Linked DNA regions of Mus musculus: all the other regions are linked to region 3. A link is a contact called in ENCODE POLR2A ChIA-PET data. All regions are on one chromosome and are shown on one strand. Each heading gives the region's core, a stretch centred on a gene start or an enhancer-like site at or near the end of the contact. The rest is flanking DNA. Distances are from core to core; before and after follow the strand shown. Region 1 holds the start of Polr3h (polymerase (RNA) III (DNA directed) polypeptide H). Region 2 holds the start of Desi1 (desumoylating isopeptidase 1). Region 3 holds the start of Srebf2 (sterol regulatory element binding factor 2).

Evidence for each region. ChIA-PET counts read pairs that join two places held with the same protein, here RNA polymerase II (POLR2A).
Region 1: POLR2A ChIA-PET joins it to region 3 with 11 read pairs in embryonic stem cell. The contact joins the promoter of Polr3h here to the promoter of Srebf2 in region 3. POLR2A ChIA-PET finds 5 or more read pairs at or near these places in 2 of 5 experiments (Patski and embryonic stem cell).
Region 2: POLR2A ChIA-PET joins it to region 3 with 41 read pairs in embryonic stem cell. The contact joins the promoter of Desi1 here to the promoter of Srebf2 in region 3. POLR2A ChIA-PET finds 5 or more read pairs at or near these places in 4 of 5 experiments (Patski and embryonic stem cell).

Annotation. Positions count from the first base shown.
Region 1 is chr15:81,924,676-81,928,462 of GRCm38, forward strand. It overlaps Polr3h (polymerase (RNA) III (DNA directed) polypeptide H), which reads right to left and starts at 1,538. Exons shown (of 6, transcript NM_030229.4): 1 at 1,111-1,538. The coding sequence starts at 1,221.
Region 2 is chr15:82,013,882-82,017,514 of GRCm38, forward strand. Desi1 (desumoylating isopeptidase 1) reads right to left here and starts at 2,339. Exons shown (of 6, transcript NM_134095.3): 1 at 1,997-2,339. The coding sequence starts at 2,084. It overlaps Xrcc6 (X-ray repair complementing defective repair in Chinese hamster cells 6), which reads left to right and starts at 2,488. Exons shown (of 13, transcript NM_010247.2): 1 at 2,488-2,594; 2 at 3,229-3,317. The coding sequence starts at 3,242.
Region 3 is chr15:82,144,841-82,148,580 of GRCm38, forward strand. Srebf2 (sterol regulatory element binding factor 2) reads left to right here and starts at 2,429. Exons shown (of 19, transcript NM_033218.1): 1 at 2,429-2,650. The coding sequence starts at 2,563.

The DNA of each region.
Region 1 (3,787 bases), core at 288-2,787, 220 kb before region 3:
AAGCCTGGACACAGTCCCAAAGTGAAAAGTTCACAGAAAGGCCTGTCCGAGGCATTACTTGGTGTCTTCCCACCATCAGCTCTCAGAGCAATGGCTGTTTCCTCAGAAGTCACCCATCTCTTTCATCCCGGGTGACACTCCCCTGTTCCCCACTCTGTGAATGCCTGTCCTTCATGGCATTTACCCCAGCTCATTACAACAAGACATTCTCAAGCCAACTTCTTCTCACTAGGCTACAAGGGCAGAGCCTGTGTCTCCCATTGGAGAGAGTGAAAGTCCGAGAAGGCCCCTGTAGTCATAGAAAGGGAAACACAGTAACCAAATGAATACAAGAAAGGGGCTACTGAGCTGGCTCAGCCGGTACAGCTGCCTCCCTCTAAAGCTGAAAGCTGAGTTCAATTCTAGAGACCCGCACGCTTATCCTCTCACCTCTACTCTCACACTGTGGGCAACACAGATAACACAAACCGAGGCCCAGAGAGGGTGACTTGGCCAAGACAACACAGTAATTGAACGAGGAAACAGGCATATTCCAGTTTCTGTTTTACAAACCCATTTTGTACACACGCTCTCTCCGTTTTGTTTTCTGGCAATCCTGAGAACCGAACCAGTGACTCCGCGAATGTCAAGCAAATTCAAGCACTGTTCAGCATCCTGATGCTTTTTGTTTCTTTTGAGGCAGGGTTTCTCCGTTGTAGCCTTGGCTGTTCTAGCACTCCCTCTGTAGACCAGGCTGGCCTCGAATTCACAGAAATCCGCCTGCTTCTGCCTCCTGAGTTATGGGATTAAAGGCATGCGCTACCGCCAGCAGCTTCGGTGCTTTTAATTTGTCTGAGTCAAGGGCTAACTATATTGCCCACGCTGGCCTCGAACACAGGATCGTCAAAAAGCCTCAATAGCCAAGAAGCTCGGATTACGGGTGTGCACTACCTCGCCCGGCCCATTTACTCCCTTGTGTACACGTTGTCACCCAAGTCTGGTTTATAAGGATGCGAAGGAAAAAAACCCCGACATGAAGTTAAGTGTGCAAGGCCAAGGGTGAACCAGGCGATAGCCAGACTAGCAGTGGGACCGGTAGGGACACTGCCGGGCAGCCCGAGGGCCCAGTACCTTGTTGGCCAATTTCTTGTTCAGCTCCTCAGCAATGGAATCGTTGAGTTTCCGCTCAAACTGCCACGGGGGTATGCGCACGGTGTCCACCATCTCCACCAGCACGAACATCCTGCGCTAGGGCTCTGGAGACCGGAGAGGCTGCCAAGCACGGGGGCCTGCGAGCTGTGATGGGGTGGGGGGGACCCGAGCCTCCTCCGTCCCTTCTCAGCCTCTGACAAGCCAAACCTGCAGCCGAGCTGCGCGGGAGGGCCTGGGCTCCAATTCTGGAAGCTACGCTCGTCTCCCGGAGGAAACTGAGGCCCGCTCCCGCCAGCCTTGGAGGAGCGCCGGCTCCCCGTCCCCGGATGCCACCCTGGCCTCGTTCCGTCCGCACCACGCGCGGGAGCCACGCGCGTCCAGCAACGCTGCGCTTGCCAAACCAAATCAACTCAGCTTCCGGAAAACTGACCAATAAGAAGCATCTGCCCGCCCCTGCGGGTCGCAGAGCTTCGCGAGGCTCCCGTGAGGGGCGGGGCCGGAAGGTGGGCGGGGCCGCCAGCACTCTCCCGCAAGTGAGAGAAGAGGGGCGGGGTAGAGTGCCGAAAGGGCGGGGCCCCATCCTGAAGCAAGCCAACCCCGGGCCCCTGAGAGAGTCTGGTTGCTAGGCGACAAGTCTGCACTTCAAGCCTGATTGTCTTTCTTTTGCACAACAGCCAGATAGACCCTTTGAAAATACAAATTTAACACGTTCAAAATAGTCTTTACTCCAGACAAAGTACCCAAGAGAGTGGGCAGAAAAGGGTCGCCGGGCCTTCCTGGATGATGTCATTTTAAGTGGTGCATTTGATGGATATGCTCACCAAAGCTCAGCACACAAAGCTTAAACAGCTGAAACAGACTCACGCTTGTAATACCAGCGCAAGAGAGGGTGAGGCTGGACAATCACTGCAAGTTCAAGACCAGCCTGAGTTACCAAATGAGATCCTGTGGCCGGGCAGTGCTGGCGCACGCCTTTAATCCCAGCATTTGGGAGGCAGAGGCAGGCGAATTTCTGAATTCGAGGCCAGCTTGGTCTACAGAGTGAGTTCCAGGACAGCCAGGGCTACACAGAAAAACTCTGTCTCGAAAAACCAAAAAGAAACAAAAAACAAAAAACACAGATCAGCTACATAGTGAATTCAAGTCTAGCCTGAGGTACAAAAGACTTTTTGTTTGTTTGAGACTCTTTCTAAAAAGAAAAAGGGGGGTGCCTAACAATGATGGTGACACACGTCTTTAATCCTAGCACTTGGGAGGCAGAGGCAAACGGATCTCAGAGTTTGAGGCCAGCCCAGTCTACAGAGCAAGTTTCTGGACAACCAGGACTGAACAGAATAATCCTGTCTCAAAAAAACAAAATAGAAAAATTTTCTTGCTGCACACTTTTAATCCCAGCAGTTGGGAGGGGCAGAGACTGTCAAATTTCTGAGAGTTAAGACAAACCTGGTCTACCAAGAGAGTACAAGATAGTCAAGGCTATACAGAACACACTCCCTCCCCCACCCAAAAAAAAAATGAGGAGAAAAAAAATAAGGCATTTTGGGCTGGGCGTTGATGGCACACACCTTTCATCCAAACAATTAGAATGCAGAGGCAGGAGGATCTCTCTGAATTCGAATTTGAGGCCAGCCTGGTCTACAAAGCAAGCTGCAGGACAGACAGGGCTACACAGAGAAACCCAGTCTCATAACACATGTAAGACAACAGTGTGCCTTTCTAGAAACAAAGTATTTCAGGGAATTGACAGGAGAGGTAAGAATTGATTAGCAATGATCTTCATAATATCAGTAAGTAACTTGTTTTACATTTCTATGTATATGAAGTGTTTTGCCTGCATCTGTGTGTGTGTGTGTGTGTGTGTGTGTGTGAGAGAGAGAGAGAGAGAGAGAGAGAGAGAGAGAGAGAGAATCAGAAGAGAACCTCTGATCCCCAGGACCATTGAATTGTGAGCCACCATGTGGGTGTTGGGAATGGAATCCTGGAAATGACACACAGTGACACATCAGCTGGGTGAACGGTTATTATGTGGCCTTCTGGAAAGGAGGAGGTACAGGCTGGCAGCAGGAGGCAGCAACGCTGGTCAGTGTGAGGAGGTCCTAGGCGCTGAGAAGCTGGACAGCTTAGGCTCAGAGACAGAAACAGCCAAACCACAGCCTGAGGGCTTAGATATTAACTGCATGGGAAGCTGGAGAGGGGCCAGGCCAGTGGACTGTGGAACCTAGGGTTTCAGAATTCAGTCCAGTGCTCTTTTGTGGTATTCAGCTCAACAATTTGTTAGCACGAAGTTTTGGTTTATGGTTTATGTGATGAAAGGAAAAAAAGAAAGAAAGAAAGAAAGAAAGAAAGAAAGAAAGAAAGAAAGAAAGAAAGAAAGAAAGAAAGAAAGAGAGAGAGAGTCCGGTCCCTTTACTAATTCTGTGCCTTGCTCCATGGTTGGTGGGGTGGTTTACAAAAAACACAAGCAACTCAAACTCTAGCTCCTCTGCAGCAGCGGACCATTGTGTGGGTTCTCTCTACAACATCCGGACCGAGATCAGTGGCTGGCGGATGGCCAGGGCTTAAAAATATGGCTTATTTGAATGAACAAAAGGGCAACGGAATTGTGGTCACTGAGTGAAAGACTGAGGGAGGAGACGAGCTGGGGCTCTTCGGGGTG
Region 2 (3,633 bases), core at 1,089-3,588, 130 kb before region 3:
CCTGAGTTCAAATCCCAGCAACCACATGGTAGCACATAACCACCCATAATGAGATCTGACGACCTCTTCTGGTGCTTCTGAAGACAGCTACAGTGTACTTATGTATAATAATAAAAAATACCTTTTTGAAAAAAAAAATCAGTCTGGAGGGCGCTTTATGGGTCAAGGAAACAAACGATGCCTCTCTGTGATAAAACTGAAGACATGGCTGCATTCCAAGGAACTTAGCTGGAACCTGACTGATATAATCTACCAATGGCTCAAACGTTCCCCAAACAAACAACAAGAAGAATGCTTGCAGGTTTTGCTTTCAGATTTGCCTTCCTTTCTTCTCAGGTGTGCGGGAGACTGAGCTCGGGCCTTGTTAAGCAAGGCCTCTACCACCGAGTCATGACCGGACCCTAACCCCCGCCAACAACCCATGACTTAGGTCCAAATCTCTCTCTAAGGATAATGGGCTGGCTACATAAAGAATGATCCAAAACACTCATTAAAAATAACATATTTCCAAAGACTCTGGCTTAGTATCTGTGAAGCATGGTTCCACAATTCGCACATGTAAGACTCACAAAATGTGCACACATTTAGTACAAAGTAGTTTAGGGCAAAGTTTCCTTCCACTCTGTCTGCTACCAGTTTCTTTGGTAGAGGAACCGTTTTGACCTGAGCTTTTTCTCTCTCTCTTCACTTCCTTTCTTCTTCTTTTATTCCCTCAGGTGTGTGTGTAGCCCAGCTTGTTGGTCTTGAACCCACAGCCCTCTTGCCTCAGCCTCCTTAGTACTAGGATCATCGGAGTGTTTCACCCAGTTGGTTCTAATACAGTTTTTTCAGCTCCCCCCACCCCATCCCATCTGACAATGTATGTTGGAAATGAATGCACTTGTTTTTTGTTTCCATGTTAGAGATCAAACCCCAGGGCTTGGAGCATGCCAAGCAGGAACTCTACCAGTGAGTGAGCAACAGCCTCAGTCAGGTATTTGTGTTTTTAACGAACATCCTAGATGATTCTGATGGGAAACCACATTTAGAAACCACTCGCTGCCCCAGGGTTAAAGGATTAGTAAGTTCAACTCAGTGACACATCACAAATGGATGTCCTCAAAACTTGCCTTGCTTCCTTGATCCCTGCCCCTTGTGTTCCTTAAGAAATAGGCCTTCCTCCAATGTCTCCAGGAAACACTATAGCTATTTATTGAATGATGCAAAACTATGTCAGTTTCAATCCCTGAAATCCATTCCTGTCCACCATTACCTGAAATGACAAGCCTGACAAATCCTATATGACAGACATTTTGGTATTTGACTTGAAGTGAAGTTGGACCTACACTGAAGGGCTCTTTTTCTCTCTCAGCATGAAACCATTTGAACTGAGCACAACCGATATCCTCACCGATACAGCATCCGGTCCTCCCCCAGAACTGCTTTCTTACCATCTGGTCAAAAGCAATTAACTGTTGAGCGAAAATTGCATCGTCGGACAGAACGTAATTAGTTCCAAGATCTGGCTCAGGGTGACCTGACTTGACCTAACCTGGAGCCGGCAAGGGCTCAAGCCTTCCACCGCTCTAGCGCTCTCTTCCCATCCACTCCAAGGACTGCAGAGGGAATTTCCTTTTGGCGCGGAGGGCAGTCGCTCCGAGGGACACCAGAGGATCTCGTCTGCAGTGTTGCTTCCACCACCAGGGACACGAGCTGGAGGTATCCTCACTTTCTCTACTTTGAGCTAAAGAAGCAGGGTTCCCTGGCTTCTTGGGGAATCCACCAAGATCAGTCGGCTAGCCCCAGTCTCTAGCTGAAGAGGAGCTTGCTCTCAGCCGGAGCGTGTGTCTCCTTGGCTTAGATCATGAAGCTGGACAGGGGTTCAGGGAATCCCACCTCACTGTCCTTGCCCTAGTGGATCTTTCCTACCACCCATGGGCCCGTCTTCCCCCACCCCCCTCGGTGGATCGCTTCCAGCGGCCACCTGCCTTCTTCCCACTGACCCCGGTCCCCTCACCCAGCATGATGGGGCTGAGCCGGCGGGCCAGGCCCTTGGACAGGTCGTACACGTAGAGCTTCACCGGATAGAGATTTGGCGGCTCCATCAGGACCCGTGGCGGCGGCCACGATGGCCCTCGGGCACCCGGCAGCGGCTTGGACCTTCCGGTACCCGACCGGGGTGGGGAGAAGAGGGAGCGGGGGACCGAGCCGGGGCCCGGCCTGAGGGCGGGGGAGAGGCGGCCCTGCGCTGCTCGCGCCCGGACACCCGCGACCGGCAACGACTACTGTGAGGTGACAGAGAGAGAGATCCCAGAGACTCCGCACGGAACAGGGGGCAGGGGCGGGGACGCACTTTCACGCATGTGCGTTCGGTGCTGACGGGTTTCGGGGGCGGAGCTTCAAGCGAGGGGCGGGGCTTTCTCTGGCCGCAAGCGTTCCAGTTTAGGGAACAGGGGGTGGAAGCGGGAAATGCGAGTGGGCGTGCCCGCTTGAAGGGTCGAAGGGCGTGTTGTGCGTGATGACGCAACGTCGCTGATTGGGCGAGAGACAAGGAGCCCGCGTGGACGTGGTGCCCACCTTCTGCTGTCCCAGTGGCTTGCCCGCCTGCGGTTAAGGTAGGTTCGCCGCACCACATGTGTTGGATGAGGCCTGCCTTGGTGGCTTGCTTGCACGCTTAGTGTCGCGCGACCCCTGGCCTCACCACGGAGCAGCGCTGTCGACCTGCAGGACCTGGGTCATGCTCCTTTCTCCCCAGAAGGCGGAACAGGACTGGTGGTTGAGCCAATCTCTAGCTGAAGGTTGGGGGAGAAATGAAGACGAATGTTTCAGCCAGAGCACCAAGTACCGTCCCAGTCCAGTTGGAGCTCGAGATAGGACCTTCAGTGCTGAGCCGCTATGTTATACCTCGCCCTCACCCCTAGCCATTTTGGTCCTGCAGCATCCTTAAGGGATAGCCAAGGGGAGGTTGTTGCAGCAATGACCCCATGCACATTTCTCTTGCCTCTCCAATGATATGGAGAGCTTTGGAGGAAGCAGGAGCCATCATTCACATTCTTTATTAGTGACCCGAGCATTTAGAACAGATCTAAAGAGAACCCAGAAGTCTGTCTGTCTGTCTCTCTTTTTTTTTCTGGTGTGTGTGGCATAGGTCCGGGTACACTGTAGGAAAGCGCATTACCACAGAGCTACCTGCCTTGGTTTTTTTTTTTTTTTTTTTTTTCATTTAAATTCATAACTTCTCTCACCTAGTGAGCAAACCAACATGTCAGAGTGGGAGTCCTACTACAAAACTGAGGGCGAGGAAGAGGAAGAGGAGGAGGAGAGCCCCGACACAGGTGGTAAGTGGCCTGTGTGGAAGATTTTCGCTGTGTACTTTTTTTTTTGCTGGGAGCACTTTATGTTGTCTGATATCCCTCCCTTTTCTCCTCAGATAATCTAAAATATTTTTTCTCCCTTTGAGTTTTACAGTTATTATTTAGATCCTATTTCACTCTATGAACATTCCTAACCCTATTTTCCTTTTTTTTTTTTTACTAACCACGATAGAGAATTTATTAATCTTCAATAAATGACTCTGTCCATGGTAATATTTGTCACTTTATTTTTTACATATTTTTGATTGTTTAAAAAAATCTACTTATTTTTATTTTATGT
Region 3 (3,740 bases), core at 1,179-3,678:
TCCCTTTTCTGGGCATTTCTTCTTGGACAATCAAACTCTCTAGATTTTAGCATCTGCCCTACTACCAACCGGCAGCCATCATTATGTCTGTTTCAGCTCGTTCCAGCTAAACTCTTGATTAGTCCAACTGGAGAGCCTCCTAGAGGCAGTAACATCTGAAAGATGGTGGAGGACGCCTGAAGGCAAAGCTCTCAGAGGAAGTCAATGAGAAATATTTCTACGATGTACCAATCCATGGTAGGTATCTGGATGTAACAGTCACTTAGCACAGTCTCTTCGAATAACAACCTAGCTCCTGAGGAGTAGCTTGTACAGTGTGACAAGCTGTCATCCCAGTGGGAGCTAGGTGCCAGCTGAAGGGACATTCAGTTATGTGGACAAAGCTGGAGGGAGATGTCTTTTTTGCTGAGGTGTGGGACCAGTGTGGTGGCCATCCTGTTACAATTTCTTTTTTTTTTAAAGATATACTTATTTTATTTATATGAGTACACTGTAGCTGTCTTCAGACACACCAGAAGAGGGCATCAGATCCTGTTACAGATGGTTGTGAGCCACCATGTGGTTGGTGGGAATTGAACTCAGGACCTCTAGAAGAGCAGTCAGTGCTTAACCAACTGAGCCATCTCTCTAGCACCTCCCCCCACCCACCTTACCATTTCTAATGAGCCTCCTTTTGTCCTTTCCCAGGCCAGTTGCTAAGCACACACATGAAGGTCAGAGAACTTCTGAGAATCAGGTCTCTCCACCTATGTGAGTCCCAGGGGTTGATTTCAGGTCAGCAGGCTTAGCCAAAAGCACCGCACTGAACCATCTTGCTGGCCCCAGGCCAGAGTCGTGATATCCAGCCCCTTGTTAGTCTCATCTTATCTTTACTTTTCCTTGGCTAGTCTGTCTTGTGTGTGTGTGTGTGTGTGTTTTGTTTTGTTTTTGTTGTTTAGTGATTTGATTTTGTTTTGTTTTTTTGAGGCAAGGTTTCACACACACAAAAAAAATTCAGGCCACTCTGGACAGCTTCCCCAACCCCACCTAGAAACCCTGTCTCTTGCTCAGTTCTTTGCTATTTCTTGTCCCCCAGCAGAGGCGCCTCTCCCAGTAAATCTCTCCTGTGAGACTTGTTGTGATGTGACTTTGTGGGTATTCCCAGGCGCCTGATTGCCAGGATCTTTTTCCCTCTCAGAGCTGCAATACCTTCACTGGAGACCCTTTCCCCCTCAGAGCCTGCTGGAACACTTCATCCCAGAAGTTAAGAGCTGTTTGCTTGCCACGGAAATCAAATAAATGTGACAATGACAACTGTGGTCTTGTGCTGTTTTAAAGATGACAAACCAGGCTTATCAGCAAACAGTTGCTTAGCCAGCCCAGGAGCAGGAAGTGGCTTATTGGATATGCAGGTCTCCCCACAGAGCCTTCAGCTCTGACCCCCTAAGAACAACTGCCTCAGACTCACAAGAAGCTCTTCCTATGTATGCCATGAAAACCTTCTTCCTCTCAGTATACACTTAGGTCCTTTCTCAGATGTCCATTCCAGCATTTCTTTTTTTTAACGATGCCCTGATATTCTACTGTTTGGAGGTAATTTATGTACCTGATGCCTTACTGTGTTACTGTTTTCCCGTTAGAGAACTTTGTGATGAATGTCTTTGAATACATGTACTTAATAGCATTCCTCGGAACACTAATCTTTTTGTTTCTTCGGATAAGTTCTTGGAAGCGTGCACCTTTGTGTGCAGTGTGACCGACTACCTGTAAGATGATGCAGTGAGGTGACTGCAGGAGTGGGGCCTCACCTGGAGAGACCATTGAACAAATGACCTTGTCTGAAGGCCTTAGAATGATCGAGGTTTCCCAAAATTGAGGGCCAGTTGTAAAATGTTCACAATACTCAGGTGATCTCAAGACCCTGTTAAGTCTCGGATGGGATAAGTGTGACTTAGGGTCTGGATAGCCTATCCCAGAATGTTAGGGTACTATGATTCTACCCAGAGCTAGGGGGAGGGAAGAGGCAACTGGGGAGATGACGTAATGTGCTCCTAGAGTAAAGGGGGCGGTGGTAGAAGGTAGCGCCGGACAGCGGTGCGTTAACCCTTCTATTTCCGGGCTCTCGACAAAGTTGCTCCTGGAGCTGATCCAACGGAAAAGTAGCGGCTCCTTTAAGCCAGAAGAAGGCTGGGACGAGGACCCGGCGGCTACTCTCCGCTGGCGCTTGGATGCCGTGAGGGGCGGAGTCCCGCTATGCAAATCTGAGCTGCTGATCGATGACGCACCATCACCCCATGAGCCGCTTCGCGCGCCGATTGGCTAATGCAAGCCTGGTCCCATTGACAACAAACTTGGGGGTGCGGAGGCTCGGGGCGGGGCTGCAGTGGGCGCGGCCCGGGGCGGGGGAATTCTGCCCCGCCCCTTCCGTGGAGTCGGGGCGCAGCTCAAACATGGCGGCGGTTGGCACGGGGCGGTGAGGCGGTACCAGGTGGGGGCTGTCGGGTGTCATGGGCGGTGGCGGCGGTACCGCCTCCGCGTCTCCCTGAGCTGGACCTCACGGGGGACTCTGCGCCAAGCTGGGCGATGGATGAGAGCAGCGAGCTGGGCGTTCTGGAGACCATGGAGACCCTCACGGAGCTGGGCGATGAGCTGACTCTCGGGGACATCGACGGTGAGTGGCGGCGGCTGGGTGGGAGTGCGGGGGGCGCGCGGGGAGGAAGGGGTTACGGCGGCGCTCGCGGGTGCGCGTGCGCCCACCCCGCGATCGCCCCGGCGTGCGCGGGAAGGAACCCGCGGGGGCCGGGCTGCCCGGGAGGTTCCCAGTTCTTCTGGCTCCAGAGTCTGAGCCCGGGTCGTGACGCAGGGCTCCCGGTGGCTGAGGAGTCGTGGGCGCCGCGGGGCCCGAAGCGGGGCTGGGGGCGTCGCGAGTGCCGCCAGAGGAGAAAGCGAGGCGGCTGCCTCCCTCGCGCGCCCACACGCGCTCTGGTTTGTCCGGTCTTCGCCGGCGTCCCGCGTCGCACCTGTCACTCCCTGCCTGGCCACTGGAGCGGCTTCGGGATTTCCCGGACTGCGCTCCCGGGCTCGGCTCCCCCACGCCCCCGCTCTTTTCGGGATTGACTGACAGCCGGGTCTGCGGGCGCTCTGGAAAACTTTGGGCAACAGCTGCAAAAAGCAAGTTACTGATGGAGTGGACAGAGACCGCAGAGTGCGGCGGCCTTGGATGGAGACCCGGGCGCTCCTGCTGTCGCACTGCAAAGGGAGTTGAGCAGCAAGAATTTTGAGTTGTGGCCCCTCGGGTACAGACTAGGGAGCTGGTGGCCTTTGTTTCGGCGGCCTTAACAGCGAAGTGGAAGAACTGGTAGGAGCCCAGGGAACCTCTCTTAAAATTCTCTCACTTTTCAGCCACGGGAAGGAAGGTTTGGAGAGGGTCCCAGACTTGCCCGCGGTCATCATGCTGGTTAACAAAGCCCAGTTCTTTCTGTTTCTGAGCCACTATTAGTTTCTTTCCACTCCACCTTTAAGAAAAATAGGCTAGTAATTAAGTCATTCTCAGTAGTCAGGGCTCTTCTGAAGTTCTCAGTCCCAAATACTTTGCGTTAGTTCATTTATTCAATCCCGCTGAATTGGGTATCGCTCAGTTTTGCCGGAGGTGTCGTTTAAGGTCACTTACTTTAGAGAGTCCAGAACTCCTAGGCAGTGACTCAGTTTATGGAATGTTACTACACCTAGAATCTAGAACCTTGCAGGCAGATGTGATGGCC